2 separate regions of the Homo sapiens genome follow, and region 2 is linked to region 1. A link is a contact called in ENCODE Hi-C or POLR2A ChIA-PET data. All regions are on one chromosome and are shown on one strand. The core of a region is the stretch at or near the end of the contact, and the rest is flanking DNA. Distances in the headings are between cores, read along the strand shown.

Region 1 (7,484 bases), core at 2,018-4,517:
AAGGAAACAGTATTGAAATGGGTGGGCCATGGGCCTACAGTGGAGTAGAGGATGGATAAAGTCAGACAGAGTTCTTGGCAAGTGGTGGAAGAGTTTGTAGTCAGACAGGGAGACCTCTGGGCCCAATATTTTTGAAGTGAGACAGTTCTGTGTGACTCTGAGCATAGCCATAGGCATAGCCATGTGTATGACCAAAGAAGGCAATGAGGAAGGCGAGTGGTCAGCTCAGGAATGGACACCCTGAGGCTGAAGACCCTGAGAATTCCCAGGAGATGCAGCAGAAAAGAAGAAGCTGGATGTGGGACTCACTGGGGAAGGTGAGGTATGTCCCTGTGTCCCAAGAGGAAGAGGGCAAGAATGAAGAGTGTACAAGAAATATGAATTGCCAAGAGACTCTAGACAGTGCAGGAACACAGCTGCAGAGGCCCCCTGGAGAGAAGCCCACCATCCTCCCCTCCCAGGGACTGACACGGCAAAGGTATAGATGGCTTTGCACCCATCCCCCACTATCTGGCTCCTGCAGGAACCCTGACCAGGGAAAGCTGACTTCAGAGAAGGCAAATATGCCAAAACCCATGTTACAGAGACATTCGCGTGGTATCTCACCTACTTGTGCAGGCAGAGAAAGACTTGGCATCTCTCCCAAGCTGTATTCTTGACTCACTCTATGAATGAGGGCCTCCGATTTTCCACCTATTAAATGGGATAATAATTCTTGACATCTACTTGCTTCACTTGAACACTATGAATATAAAATTTTTCCCAAGTGCTTTGAGCTCACATTAAAAGGCTCTACCTAAACATTAGTGCACTCACTGCTGGATTTTCTTGGACACCAATCAACTTAAGTGGATAATAATAAATTCCTCTGCCTATCTTTGTTGAGAGATTAAAAGAGGGAGAATCCCACAAGACCTTGCTTCTAGAATCCTCTGCTCTATAAAGTCTCTTAGGAAAGGAGTGTGAGGATGCACTCAGATGCAAGAGGTGTCTAGAATTGTTTGGTTTTAGAAATCTCCTTCCCTGAGCCATCTGGACTAAAGCATATGGCACAGAAGAATGAGGATGGAGTTGGGTAATACTTTGGGACCATGGGCAGACATAGAGTAGATTCCAGGTTCATTTACTCCCTCACGTGTTCATTTATTCCATACAATTTTGCAGAGCTTTTTTCATGGGCTTCCTGCAAAGCATCTAACCGCCAACCCCAGCGTCTGGTTGTCACTGTCTGGCCGCAGAACCAGCTTTCCCTGGCTGGACCTGTCTTCAGAGTCAGGTTGCTTGCCTTGCAGCCCCGCACCCACTCACATTCTCCTTGCTCTCTAGGTCCATGGGGTGAGATCGCTGACTGACAGAAGGAAGCTGTTCTCTGGGGTGTGCGTGACCCAAAGACCAATGGAGGGAGGAAGAATAGATGCTCCAAATGGCCACTGCACTTCTCCAATGTCTGAAGGTGAGATTTCCATAGGGGCGAGGTGTACAGTGATCTTGTCCAGCTAAAGTTTCCCACCTCCCTAAGGAGTTTGTAAGTTTCTCAAGCGTAACGATCTGAATTCTCTTATCCTGAAGGACTGTTCACACAGTAGGAATGTGTTGAATGCAACTGAATAAATGATTTAGGCCATAAATTTGAGGACTGGATCATTCCCTTTAAGCTCCTGGTGGGTTAGGCAGATGCCAGAGAGGCTTCCCTTGTTCTTCCATAATATGTTGGCTTGCAGTTCTTTATTTTAACTAAAAGTGAAAGGCACAGATCAGAACAGCAACAAAGATGCTGCCCTTGAAGACTCAATCCTGTTAAATTCACCCCAAGCAGTGCCTCGTTTAAATGGGCTGCCACTTACCAGGGTTTGTAAAACCAAGTTCAGAAAGAACCAGAATGGAAATGCCCCCTCGGATCCTGAATTTCTTCCTTTCCCGCTCAGGGGTTTAAAGAGGCCCGACACTGACAGAGCTTTCGAAGCCTTTCCTGCTCTCTGGGACTCACCTGAGTTTAGTCACGTTTCTGTTGGCGTAAGGAAAAGCATTTTGCAACCACATCCACCCAATGATAGGATGGGAGGCCTCTCCACATAGTGAGGGTGGACCCTGTGTTTGCTGCAAAGGCTGTGCCACTGTCCACGTGGGATGCTGTAAAAGGGACTTCCACCTGGGTGGGCGGTGACATCAGCAGACCCCTAGGGTCTTTTCCAACTCAAAGCTTCTTTAATCATATGGTTTCAAGGCCAGGCACGGTGGCTCACACCCGTAATCCCAGCACTTTGGGAGGTCGAGGTCAAGAGTTCGAGACCAGCCTGGTCAACATGGTGAAACCCTGTCTCTACTAAAAATACAAAAATTAGCTGAGTGTGGTGGCTTGCACCTGTAGTCCCAGCTACTCGGGAGGCTGAGGCAAGAGAATTGCTTGAACTTGGGGGGCAGAGGTTGCAGTGAGCCTAGATCATGCCACTGCACTCCAGCCTGGGCTACAGAGACAGACTCCATCTCAAAAACAAAAACAAAAACAAAAAAAAAATCCTATGGTTTCAGGTAATGGGACTCTGGAAAGAATGGTGGCAGGACATAGGCTCTGAACCTGCAAGAAAGAATGATGGCTTGAGAAACAGAATTGATTTGATGTTGGGGGCCATCCTTACTAACAGGTCCCCCATGAGCAAGCTAATCCAATTCACGAGACAGAAGCTGGTCATTTGGATAGCTAAAAAAAAAAAAACCATCAACCATGACCCAGTTTCAGTGACAGTGCACAGTAATGGCCTCAATTAGGCGGAAATTGCTGGCGCTCCTGTTCTGCTTCTCCATGCTCATCCTCCTGAGCACTTTGCACCTTGATGGCGATGTGCGGTTGGTACACAATGTGTGTGAAAGGCGCTGGCATAAAAGTGGTTTTATGGCTGTAGCTTGGGTTTGTAAGCAGAGCAAACAGAAAAAAAACTCAGGAATAAAAGGGGCAATAAAATAATTACATAACGCTTTGAACTCACACTAAATACCACCTTTATTTCAAAGCTCTCAATGTGTTTTACAGGCAAGTTTAGAACTGTAGTCGAATCCCCTTTTATCACAGAGGAAACTGAGTCACTGTGCAGCGAGGGCTGGAGGGCATACAGGGTTTGTTACAAGGGAGGACTCTCGGAGACACCCCCAATAGAAGCCCTTCAGGGAGCGGGCCAGCGGGAGAGCACCCCCGACCACACCTTTGTTCTGCATTTATATGTACAGATTCTTATCCCTACGTATAAATTCTACCCACACATCCCGAGCCATGTCTGAGCCCCTTGACTCTGGCATTAACAATAGGAATAACAACACTTACCAGTTTTGATGCCTACCATACATCAGGCACTGCTTCCCCTACACCTCACTACCATCTGTGAGGTTGCTGTTATTATCCTCATTGTGTAAATGGAGACAATAAGAGGTTCAATGCTCTGGCCAGGTGACACCCCACACCCTCCAGCCCCAAACACACACACACATACCAGAGGTGGCCTCAGAGCACACACTTTCCTTACCACGGACACCTGCTTCCAAAATTAAAGAACCAGATTAACATTTTTCCAAAGAAGCCAGAAACTTCTATTTATCCCTCCAGTCTTCATTTCAGAATACGGAGAAGACCAGGACAGATTCTGACAGGCTTCCCTTAGAGTTGAAGAAAACAGTTTGGAAGACAAACAGCTAAAAAAAACAAAACCATGAGGTGAGCTGGACAGGCATTCTAAGATCTTAACTGTAAAGAGCTCCATAAAAGTTATAAGAGATTGTTAAATAATGGAGAGAATTCCAGAACTCCAAAAATATTACTATAGAGTGTTCAAATGAGGAAGAAGAATTTTTTTTTTTTTTTTTTTTTTGAGATGGAGTCTTGCTCTGTCACCCAGGCTGGAGTGCAGTGGCGCGATCTCGGCTCACTGCAAGCTCCGCCTCTCGGGTTCATGCCATTCTCCTGCCTCAGCCTCTTGGGTAGCTGGGACTACAGGCACCCGCCACCAAGCCCAGCTAATTTTTTTGTATTTTTAGTAGAGACGGGCTTTCACTGTGTTAGCCAGGATGGTCTCGATCTCCTGACCTCGTGATCCGCCCACCGAAGAATTTTAAAGTATTTATTGTTCTTAGATTTTGTGTGTGTGTGTGTGTGAGTGTATGTGTGCTTACTATTCAAAATTTGAAAACCGTCCCATTGAATGTATTTTAATTGTCTAATATGGGAACAACTCAAGAGTGACAAGATTACATGTCACTGACACAAGAACTACCCACTGTGGATTCTGCGGGACTCAATCACTCCTTCTAGGGCATGGCCACAGACCCCCCTAGCTCCAAGGGAACTCTGGCTAGCTACTCATCAAACCCGCTTCCCTTTCCTCCTGGGCAAGCTGGGCTCTATTTCCCAGGCTATTTGCAGTTGAGCATAGCCATGTGACTGGGTTCCGGCCAATTTTCCCTCTACCAGCGATCTGTAAAACTTCCTGGGCCGGTCATGGTGGCTCACACCTGTAATCCCAGCACTTCGGGAGGCTGAGGTGGGTGGATGACCTGAGGTCAGGAGTTCAAGACCAGCCTGGTCAACATGGTGACACCCTGTCTCTACTAAAAATACAAAATTAGCCAGGTATGGTGGCGCATGCATGTAATCCCAGCTACTTGGGAGGCTGTGGCAGGAAAATCGCTTGAATCTGGGAGGCAGAGATTGCAGTGAGCCGACATCTCGCCACTGCACTCCAGCCTGGGTAACAAGAGTGAAACTCCATTTAAAAAAAAAAAAAAAAGAGCTTCCTGGGCAATTCTCCACTGTCTTTCACTACCATCTGTCTCCTGGAGGTCAACACCTGGGGGATCTAGAAAACATACATCAAGGACGACAGAGCCTTCATCTGCCTGGAACATGAGGGGCTGGTTGGAACAGGACCCCTTTCCCATTCCCTGCTGCTGATTAAATGTGACTGATTTGGTGTTGAGAGCCATCCTAACTAATAGGTCCAACATGTGCAAGCTAATCCAATTCATGGGGTAGAACCTGATCATTTGATTGCTTAAAAAAAAAAAAAACTAACCACAGAACAGTTTCAATGACAGTTATAACATGTTATAAAATGTTATAATAGCCAGCATTCCCTTCACTAACAGAGTAATTTAGAGATAAGAATCTACCCTCTCCAGGAAGGTGAAAAGTTTCATGATCTTCTCCCCCCATTGCACAGTAGAAAGAAGCCAGAGGTGCAGAGATACTCTGTCATTTTCTTTGTTGAATTGGTGGACTGTGATAAAACTCAGCTTCTTCAGTACCCTTTCTGGAGGCTCTAGGCTGAGGATGACAAATTGGTTTTGTCTTGAAGCCACCTGCAAATGATTGCTAGTCACTGCCTGCACTGAGACGGATTCTGAGGCCAAGTCGAGGCTTAGCAGGAAAGAATACTGTGACCTACACGCCTTCTCAGCCAAACGCACAGAACAGGAATGGCCACATATGTGCTCGTGTCAGCCAGTGTTCCTGGGGGCTTGTCCACGGGCAGATTCCTTCATAATCCCTTGGGATGCTTGCAATAATTCCATCTCCGAGCCCTCACCCTCACCCTCTCAAGGTTTACTGAATTAAAATCTTTGGGCGTGGACCCTGGAAATCTGCAGTTGTCTCGACTTTTTGTGGAATTTTGATGTAGAGTCAGCTTTGGAAACCACCTAGGAGCCTGTAGGCTCCTGCACGGGCACTGCAGCAAGGTAGCAGCAAAGGTGGGCTGTCTTTACCACCAAGACCGGGTAAATTAGGGATAATAATAACACCTGCCTCATAAGGATGGTGGAAAAATTAAAGGAGATTTTACATAATAAGCACTCAACAAATATTAGCTTTTATTATGTTATCTTCTTCTAAGAGTCTGTAAGAGGCCTTTTGCCCACGGCCATGAGCACAGGTAAAAACACCGTTTTCTAAGATTTCCAGATGGACAGCACCATCACATGCCCACATAGCGTGGATACAGCAACATCCAGGGCTCGGGCGCGGGCATAGTGTTTGCTCCCTATTTACGGCTGTAAGCAGCCTCACCTCAGCTTCACATCCAAGCTGGCTAAGAACCCTGGACAAAGAGAATCTGTTGAGAGGAGCTTAGAGGAAGACAGGAGGTGAGTACACAGAGATGCTGACTTAGTCAAGACCATCATGGTTACAGTGCCGGGCAGTGCTGCTGGTAATGGTGACAGTGGTACAGGTGGTCTCAATGTGATGTGATAGTGGCTTGCCAACCGATATTGTTGATGTGGGTTCAGGGCTGCAGGAGAACAATGAGCTAGACCTTCCTCTAGCCTCACATCCTAAACTTTACTGCCTTTCTTTCTTACGGCATTTTCACCATCTCTGTTTATCAATGGTCACACCCTAGCTCTGGGTGCTCATCTCTCAATAATATGATGAGAGAGGATGGAAAAGGAAAATCTCTCTCATTTTCCAACTCATACCCATGAAGATACAAATAAACAAAACTCCTGACTCTTGTGAATGTCACCAAGAAAAAAATTAGTTGGAAGACTAGCCAGTAACTCACAAGTCAACCCAGAAGTTTCTGGACATGAACAGGAAGCAAAGCATACCAGGGGTTGGCAGCTTTCACCACAGCTGAGCTCTTGCACTGTCCAATCTGATGATGAAGTGCTTCCCTGAGACCCTGGCCATCCTGCCAGCCCCATGGCACCACTGCTAACAGGTGCAGGATGCTGGGACCTCCACCGCCCACCTTCTGCTCAAGTCTCCAGTGTCCCTGGGCTGATTCTCCTCACTCACTGCTCACTTGGTCCAGCTGGCCAAGCTTGGATCCTGTGTCCACACCCCACTGCCAGGGGTCTAGGAGAGCTAGTAGCCAGCCTATCCTGTTTCCCTGGTGGATGGCAGAGTCCCAACATAAGAAGTGGGTTCAAATGCAAGGCAGCCAAAAAACCAGGAAATATTTAGTTCACTCACCTAATCCTGGTTATTTTCAGCTGATCAACAAACAGAAAAGCAGAAAACCCCAAATTTGACTGCTCTATCTGCTTATCCTTCTGTGAGCCCTTCTAAGCAAGCTTTGGAGAAGAGCCCCACATGCAGCTGTGGGGTTTAATTAAATCCTGTTCAGGAGGAAAAGATAGAGGTGGTTGTCAGGCATGTGGCTCAGTTGACTATTCAGAGTTGGAGTCTTTGCTTTTGGGCGGTGAGGTCTCAGGAGCCAGGGGACCTCGGCCAGTCCCAGTGAACTGAATGAAGGGTCGCTAGCAGAAGCAAGAGGCGCCATGGGGCCCCAAGAAGATCAGGAGCCTGGACGTGCCTAGTTCCAGCATATTCTGTGGAGCCGTTCACCAGCCAAGGAGCCGGGAAGTCTGGGTTCCAGCCCAGCCCTGCCTTTGCTCCTGGCATAACTTTGAGCTGATCTTTCAACTTTTGTGACTCAGTTTACTCACTTGCCAAATGGAGATAATCATATGGCACTCAAAAGACTTTTGTAAGACTC
Region 2 (7,484 bases), core at 2,070-4,569, 88 kb after region 1:
ATAGAGGGGAAGCAAGGGGTCAGGACCAATGGACAGCACCAAGCACTAGGGCTCAGGGCCAGACCATCAGCAAGAGCTCGGTGGCTGGGTCATCAGAAGCACAGCAAGCCACAGTCAGGACACAGGCCGGGAACACGATGCTAAGGTTAAGGCCCTTCCTGGCAGGTGCTTATGGAGGGGGGCTGTTAAACCCACCGAATGCAGACCCAAGTGGGGCTGGATGTGCACACACAGTCCCCTGCCACTCGCCGCTGCCTGCTGGGCCTTCTCCACTGTGGCTGTTACGTGTCTCCTCCCAGCACCCTCCGAGGCCGCCTTCTCCTATATTTCCAAAGCCAGTCTGTGTGTGCAGGCCCCTTGCCTCCAGAGGCTCCAGCTTCATCTCAAGAATCATTCGCTCTCTGTTCCAGTTCACCCCAATGCACCTCGCCTCCCATTTCTATTGCGAACAGAGCTCTCAGAGCCTTTCAGGGACTCCTGTGGCCATCACCAAACTGTTGGCCAAAGAACACAAAGGCAAACGAAGTACAAAGCCCCCTCCTCTTCCAGCCCTCTCGGCCCCCCACCCCACCCTAACTTGACAGTTGCTCTCTAGTGTCACAGAGTCTTCTATTTGCAGAAAGAATGCTAGGAGGATACACTGGGCTACTGGATATATACCCATGCAATCCCTTAACTACAAAACTAACCTCCTTTTCTTCCACAAACCTCCTTATAGGTTTATTCCAGACTCAGCAATTAACACCACTGTCCACTCAAAGCTAGAAACCCAAGGGCTACCCCAAACTCCTCCTCCCTCACTTCTCCCCATATCCAAACAAATACCAAGTCCAGTGATTTTTTTAATTCTAAAAACTTCTCACAGTTGTGCCCTCCTATCTACCTGGGCTCCACCATGACTCACATACCTGTGACAATAGCCTCTAAGTTGGACTTCTGGCCTCTAAGTGCTTCCAGGACAATCTTTCTAAAATATGAATTTTATAGTGAGCTTCCCTTCCTTGGAAGCCTTCACTGATCTCCTATGGGAGATGGATGGCATTTGCTCCTCATCAGAAATCCAAGACCCTGGGAGATATCAGTCCTTTATCTCCTCCAGCCTCCTCTTTCTCCCTGGTTCAGATCAGAGGGATTTAACCAGGACTGTGAATAGGCTGCAAAGTCCATCAAGATCTACCAAGATCATGTGCACAATGCCGGGCATATGTGTGCCAGAAATGGAGAGACTCCCAGTAGCTTTCAAATGTCTCTCAAGAGTCCATGGCCCAAACACAAGGTAAGAATCCTTCATATGGCATTCCTCCACAAGCTAGGCCCTGCTATCAGAAGTTTTCAAACATTTCACCATGAGCCACAGTAAGAAATAGATTATCCTGGTTTTGTTTTTGTTTTTGTTTTTAGGAGACAGGGTCTCACGCTGTCACCCAAGCTGGAGTACAGTTGTGCAATCATAGTTCACTGCAGCCTCAAACCCCTGGGCTCAGGCGATCCTTTCACCTCAGCCTCTCGAATAGCGAGGACTGCAGGCAGGCATCACCATGCCCAGCTAATTTTTTAATTTTTTGTAGAGATGGGGTCTTGCTATGTAGCCCAGGCTGGTCTTGAACTCCTGGCCTCAAGCAATCCTCCTGCCTCAGCCTCCCAAAATGTTGGGATTATAGGTGTGAGCCACCACACTTGGGCAGAAACAGATTATCTTTACACATAAGACAGAACGAAATTTTCACAAAAGAGTCCTTATTCTTACTACATTGGATATACTCTGACCTCTACTATTCTAGCTATTTTTTTAATGCTGACTGTGACCCATTAAACTGATTTTACAACCCACCCACCAGTGGATTCCAACCTGCAGTTTGCAACGGAGGTCTTGATATTGTATTGTCTTTATGATTCTCGGTTATTTTGTGTGCTCTTGATTATTTTTGGCCTCACAACCAGATTATAAGTTGCAACTGGATTGTAAGTTCCTTAAGGGCAGGGACCATGATTTATACATGTTCGATATTGCTTGTAGGACATAGTAGCCACATTAGAAATATTTTGATTCACTGAAACAAGAAAACATCTGGAAGAAAATGTGGGAAAGTCCTGAAACAAAGGCTTCTTGGGACAGAACTTGCCAGCTATTTCATGCATGGAGATGTAAAAATAATTATTTGATGAATGAGTATTCACTGGTTTGTACCTGTGGATGCAACAGGGTAGAGTCTGTGTGGTGGTGGCTCAGTGCAACCACAGCTTACATGAATCTATTTCCTAGGATGGGAGATACACAGGCCGGTGTAGTAGGAAATACATGGGGCTATGAATAGCTCAGCAAAAGCAAAAGATGTACTGTTTCATGTATTTTTTAGCTACAGGAGAAAAAAAATCATTATTGAAATAAAGATGCTGCTTTAAGAGCTAGAACCAGAAATACCATTTGACCCAGTAACCCCATTGCTGGGTATATACCCAGGGGAATAGAAATAATTCTGTTACAAAGATGCATGCACATGTATGTTCACTGCAGCATTATTCACAGTAGCAAAGACACAGAATCAACCCAAATGCCCATCGATAATAGACTGGATAAAGAAAATGTGGTACATATACACCGTGGAATATTGTGCAGCCATAAAAAAGAATGAGATCATATCCTTTGCAGGGACATGGATGAAGCTGGAAGCCATTATCCTCAGCAAACTACCGCAGGGACAGAAAAACCAAACACCACATGTTCTCACTTATGAGTGAGAGCTGAACAATGGGATCACATGGACATGGGGAGGGAAACGGCACACACTGGGGCCTGTTTGGGGGTAGAGTGGGGTGGAGGGAAAGTATTAGAAAGGATAGCTAATGCATGCTGAGCTTAATACCTAGGTGACGAGTTGATGGGTACAGCAAACCACCATGGCACATGTTTACCTATATAACAAACCTGCACTTACTGCACATGTATCTTGGAACTTAAAACTGAAAAAAAGAAAAAAACAAAGATGCTGCTTTGTAGATGACACCACAAGGTAAGGAAGTAACTTTTTTTATTATTAAATCTATCAATCGGTCTATAAGAATTTGTTGCTCTCTGCTGTTGGTGCTATACCAGGCACAGGATTTGGGGACTGTGTGCCTCCTCCTCTCCAGAGCATAAGAAACCAGTAGACATGAAAAAAGTAACAGATCTAAATGATGAAGGGTTAAACTGGTGGTGTGAACTCAAAGGGAAACGTTCAGGAAAGGAGACCTCACACTCTAAGGTGAATTCTTTATTCTAACCCAAAGCTAAAGTGCTAATATTGTCTTGGCATAAACAATACCACAGGAAACCAGGGGCTGGGCCAGCTAGAGGGCCTTTGTCAAGCACTGTGGCTGCTTCTAAGGGTAGAGAGGCTGCCCCGGGCTGGCTTGTGTGTGGAAGGCGGAGGGCTGCCCCGGGCTGCCTTGTGTGTGGAAGGCGGAGGAGACACTGTTTGGGATGTCGCTCTGCCCTCCACCCATCACAGCCCTCAAAGCCCCCACCTTTGACGGGGAGCGTCTTCCCTTTCCTGCACAAATGCCACTGACAGTGTTAATGGACTAGGCTGCTCCTCCTCTTGACTGTCCCACCCCAACCCCCCAATCCCATCATACACAGACCAGAAGGCACATTCTATCCACCACCTCGTTCTCCTCATCTCCAAAGTGAGAAAACAATTTCTGCCTTTTGTGGTTGTTGTCAGAGGGTGAACTGAGACCTGTGTCTTCAGGACCTAGAGCATAGTATGCACAAAATTAATGGTGGTTGCTAATGATTTTATTTTATTCCCTTCGTTGAAGGACTTGTATCACATTCCTGTGTTTGCCTCTCTGACCTGCCAAAGAGCATAAGGGCTCAGAGGGAAGGAGATACAGCTAAAAAAAATAAAATAAAATAAGCCCTTCTATGGTTTGAGTGTTTGTCCCCTGCAAAACTCATATTGGAATGTAAGCCCAGTGTGGCAGTGTTGAGAGGTGGGGCCTTTAAGTGGTGATTGGGTCATGAAAGCTCTGCCCTCATGAATGAATTGATCTATTCATGGATTAATAGATTAGTGGGTTATTGGGTTATCATGGGAGTAAAACTGGTAGCTTTTTAAGAACAGGAAGAGAGACCTGAGCTAGTACGTTCAGCCCCTTACCATGTGATGCCCTGCACACGTCATCCTCTGCAGAGAGTTCCCAGCAGCAAGAAGGCCCTCACCAGATGCGGCCCCTCCACCTGGGACTTCCAAGCCTCCATAACTATAAGAAACAAATTCCTTTTTTTAAAAAAAAGGAATGTATTACCCAAATTCAGGTATTCTGATATAAGCAACAGAAAATGGACTAAGACAAGCCCCAACCCTGCCAATGCCCAGCACAATGCCCAACACACTTGTGCATGCCAGCTCCCAGGCAACAGTGGCAATGGCCGGAATAAAAATAGCCCAGGCCCCCAGGATTTGAGTAAACAGCAGCATTTCATTTTTCAAGTGGAATTTGGCTGAGGCAACGGCACATTGCACCTCCTTTACCAAACGACATTCGCTTCTCCCACACCTCACCTCACCCAACCCCTCGCTGACCACTTGGAATTTAGGGTGATTCACCTGGGCCCCAAAGCCATCACCCCCCCACAGAGGGCAGCAAAGGGACAAGCGGCAGGGAGGATCCTTTGTTCATATCTCCCTGGATGTGCTCTCCAGAGGCAAACTCACTCTCTACGAACTCGAGTCCAAAAGCATGAGAACAGGAGGAAATGTTCGGCTGGGCATTTCTTAATCAAACAAAATAAACTCGGCTACAAGTAGCTTCGAATCTGCCCTCTGGGAGCAGTTCTCTGCCTTTGACACTCTCCCTGGAGACCCATGCTTTGGAAAGGAGATTTAAGATTCCCACCGTAGAGTAAATGCACTCTTCAATTGCAATGCAGCAAAAATGGCCACATATCGGCCATGATAAACCCGTGGCCATATAAACACAGGCTTCTCTCTCTTCTCACCATGGCCTTTGAATCATAATAAACTTCCCTTGGGTTTTGGGTAGTTGTGTTTTTGTTGCATTTAGTTTTTTTCCAATGTATTTAAATGCCAACCACTCCCTCCTCGTTCATATTTGCATTATGGACAAGCTCGTGCCTTTCAGTACAAATAATCCGATGGCAACACGTGGCTACCAACTTGCCCCGTTTCTAGGAAAAGCTGAAGCTGATCATCCTCACCTCCTTGGTGTGAGAACACAGGACCGGGGGGCCTCCGATCTCCTCCTGCCCATTCTGCATATGAAAGAGGGAGTGAGAAGGAAGCCGCAGGGCCTTCTCCAAAACACAGCGGGGCACTGCTTGCAGGTGGCCCGCCAAAGCCGTTCTGTTGTTCCTCCATGGCAGCAGCATTTCTACCTGGGCATACGGCCTTCCAGAATAAACACCACCTTCTCAGCCTCCTTTGCCACCAGATGTGGCCATGTAGTAAGGGCTAGGGAGCAGCAAGTAAGCTGAAGTGCCCTGTGGCTGCACTTGGCGTTTCTTCTTTGTCCCCTCTTCCTTCCTGCTGCCTGAAATGTGGGTGCCGCCATCTCCGACCACGAGGATGAGGAATGGCTTTGTAGACAGGTACTTTAACAAGGACAGAGCTGAGGATCTAGGGAATCTGGGCCCCTGAGGACTTGGTGGATCACTTCCCTCTGGACTTGGTTTATGTGGGAGAAATAAACTCCCATCTTGTTTAAGCCATACTTACATTGATTGGCCCTTTTGTACCTTGGAATTGAGGACACCCCCCACCTCCCCCACTTTGCCTCCTTTAGGGGTTTCCAGGCCAGACTGTCCCCGAGTAGTGATCGGCCTATGGAATTGAGGGTCCCACCACCACCCTCACCTTGCCTCCTTCCAACAATTCTGTCCCAAAACAAAGTCGCCACTGAAGATGGTTAGATTTGGGCAGGTCTAATCCACTAGATCCTGCCTACAAAGCCATTCCTCAACATGAGAACCAAAAAGCACCAGTCATCGCCCAAGCAGCCTTAAGATGGTGTTCAGAAAAGCAGAGCCAGCGGTCCATCCTTTCATTTCTCACTTATTTTATGAGTGAGGACTCTGCACCAGGCACTGGACTAGATCCTGGAGATACAGCTGTAAACAGGACAGACTGGGCCCTGACCTCCCGGGGAAGGCTCACAATTCCACAGAGAACCAGGAGCTGCAATAAGATGAAGGATGCATGATCAGGGCAGCGTGAGGTACGGTGGGTGCATGGCTGGGGCTCTGCCTGGCCAGGGAGCGTGTCCTTTGACGTGTGAGCTGAGACTTGAAGGGAACTTACAAAGATGTCCACTCATCCTGCATTTATCAGACTCATTCTCACTGGAGGACAAATGGCTAGGACCGGCTAAGGGAGAAATATGTACAAGAGCTGGGAGGCAGAGGTGGAGGGGCTCACAGGAGGGGCTCGCTAAGGCTTATGCATCGCCACTCTCCGCTGGGTCACCATGCCATCAGCCACAGCTGGCCTGGCATCACCTCTGGCTTCCATGCATCCTCGTCTTCAGCTTCAGGTGCACCTGCACCTGGGTCAGTCCAAGTGCTGGATCGGGTGTGGGTGCAGCTCTGTAGTGGGGGGCACCAATGTGGTGAGGACAGAGATGGCCACTGTGTCCTCATAGGCTCCACTTTCCCTCTTCTCTCCTCCCCACAACTCACCCTGCTGACCTACAGTAGAGACCTCAGGCCAAACACCTGGATCAAAGGCAACAGCCCTCCACAGGTGTCTTCACCTGCTCCCCTGGGTGGTCCCAAGCAAACACTTGCCTCTGATCCCCACACAGTGTCCTCCCAGATTTGACTTCCCAGCTTCTCCCATGATGGGGCAAGCCTGCATCCCTCTAATCAATCTCTCATTCCTTTAGCTTCATAAGCATTCTGCTTTTCTCTGTCAGAGTCTAACTGATCCAAACATCAATGCGGTGACATTTCAAGAAAGCCTATAGTGTTGTTCCAGATTACAGGACATATAAATATAGTGAATAACATTGGGACCTTTGGTGAAATGTGAATCTGGCCTTTATGTTAGACAACAATATTGGGTGTGGTAAACATATTGTGGTTATGTAAGAGAAAGTCCTTATTCCTAGGAGTTGCTAAAGTATTTAAGGGTGAAGAGCCATAATGTCTACATCTTAATCTCAAACTATTCAGCAAAAAACAGGAATAATATCTATACCTAGAGGGAGAGAAAGCAAAATGCTCATTTATAAATTCACAGGAAAGATATACTATGCTTGCAACTTTTCCAAGGTATGAATTATTTCCCAAAAAAAAAACAAAGAATACAATGGAAAGATGAAAAAGCGTAAGGAGAATGGGAGGTAGACAGAAGCAGGCTGGGAGGAGGTGCTGAAGAGAAGAGCTTGGAACTCCTGAGTCGCCGAGGCTGATCACTCTTGGGGGACAGTCTAGCCTGGACACTCCTAAAGGCTGGGGGAAAGAGCCACACGGTGTCCTC

What was found. Hi-C counts contacts between places; a loop is a spot of excess contacts on that map. ChIA-PET counts read pairs that join two places held with the same protein, here RNA polymerase II (POLR2A). Pooled maps may share reads with other maps.
Region 2: a map of sigmoid colon shows a loop between it and region 1 (2.2-fold over the local background). The contact joins two enhancer-like sites. A Hi-C loop is called at or near these places in 2 of 168 maps with a recorded cell type or tissue (mammary epithelial cell and sigmoid colon) and 3 of 50 pooled maps. POLR2A ChIA-PET finds 5 or more read pairs at or near these places in 3 of 52 experiments (BJ, Caco-2 and activated naive CD4-positive, alpha-beta T cell).

Annotation. Positions count from the first base shown.
Region 1 is chr1:234,820,589-234,828,072 of GRCh38, forward strand. The region is part of intron 2 of LOC107985365 (a long non-coding RNA gene); the gene reads right to left. Among named protein-coding and RNA genes, the nearest start is that of LINC02961, 64 kb to the left of the region's middle. Within about 2 kb of position 3,268, at least 2 of the 41 ENCODE cell types and tissues checked have a DNase peak (open chromatin) inside an H3K27ac peak, as active enhancers do.
Region 2 is chr1:234,908,597-234,916,080 of GRCh38, forward strand. No RefSeq gene overlaps it. Among named protein-coding and RNA genes, the nearest start is that of LINC02971, 45 kb to the right of the region's middle. RefSeq lists enhancers at 4,378-5,123, 5,124-5,868. Within about 2 kb of position 3,320, at least 13 of the 41 ENCODE cell types and tissues checked have a DNase peak (open chromatin) inside an H3K27ac peak, as active enhancers do.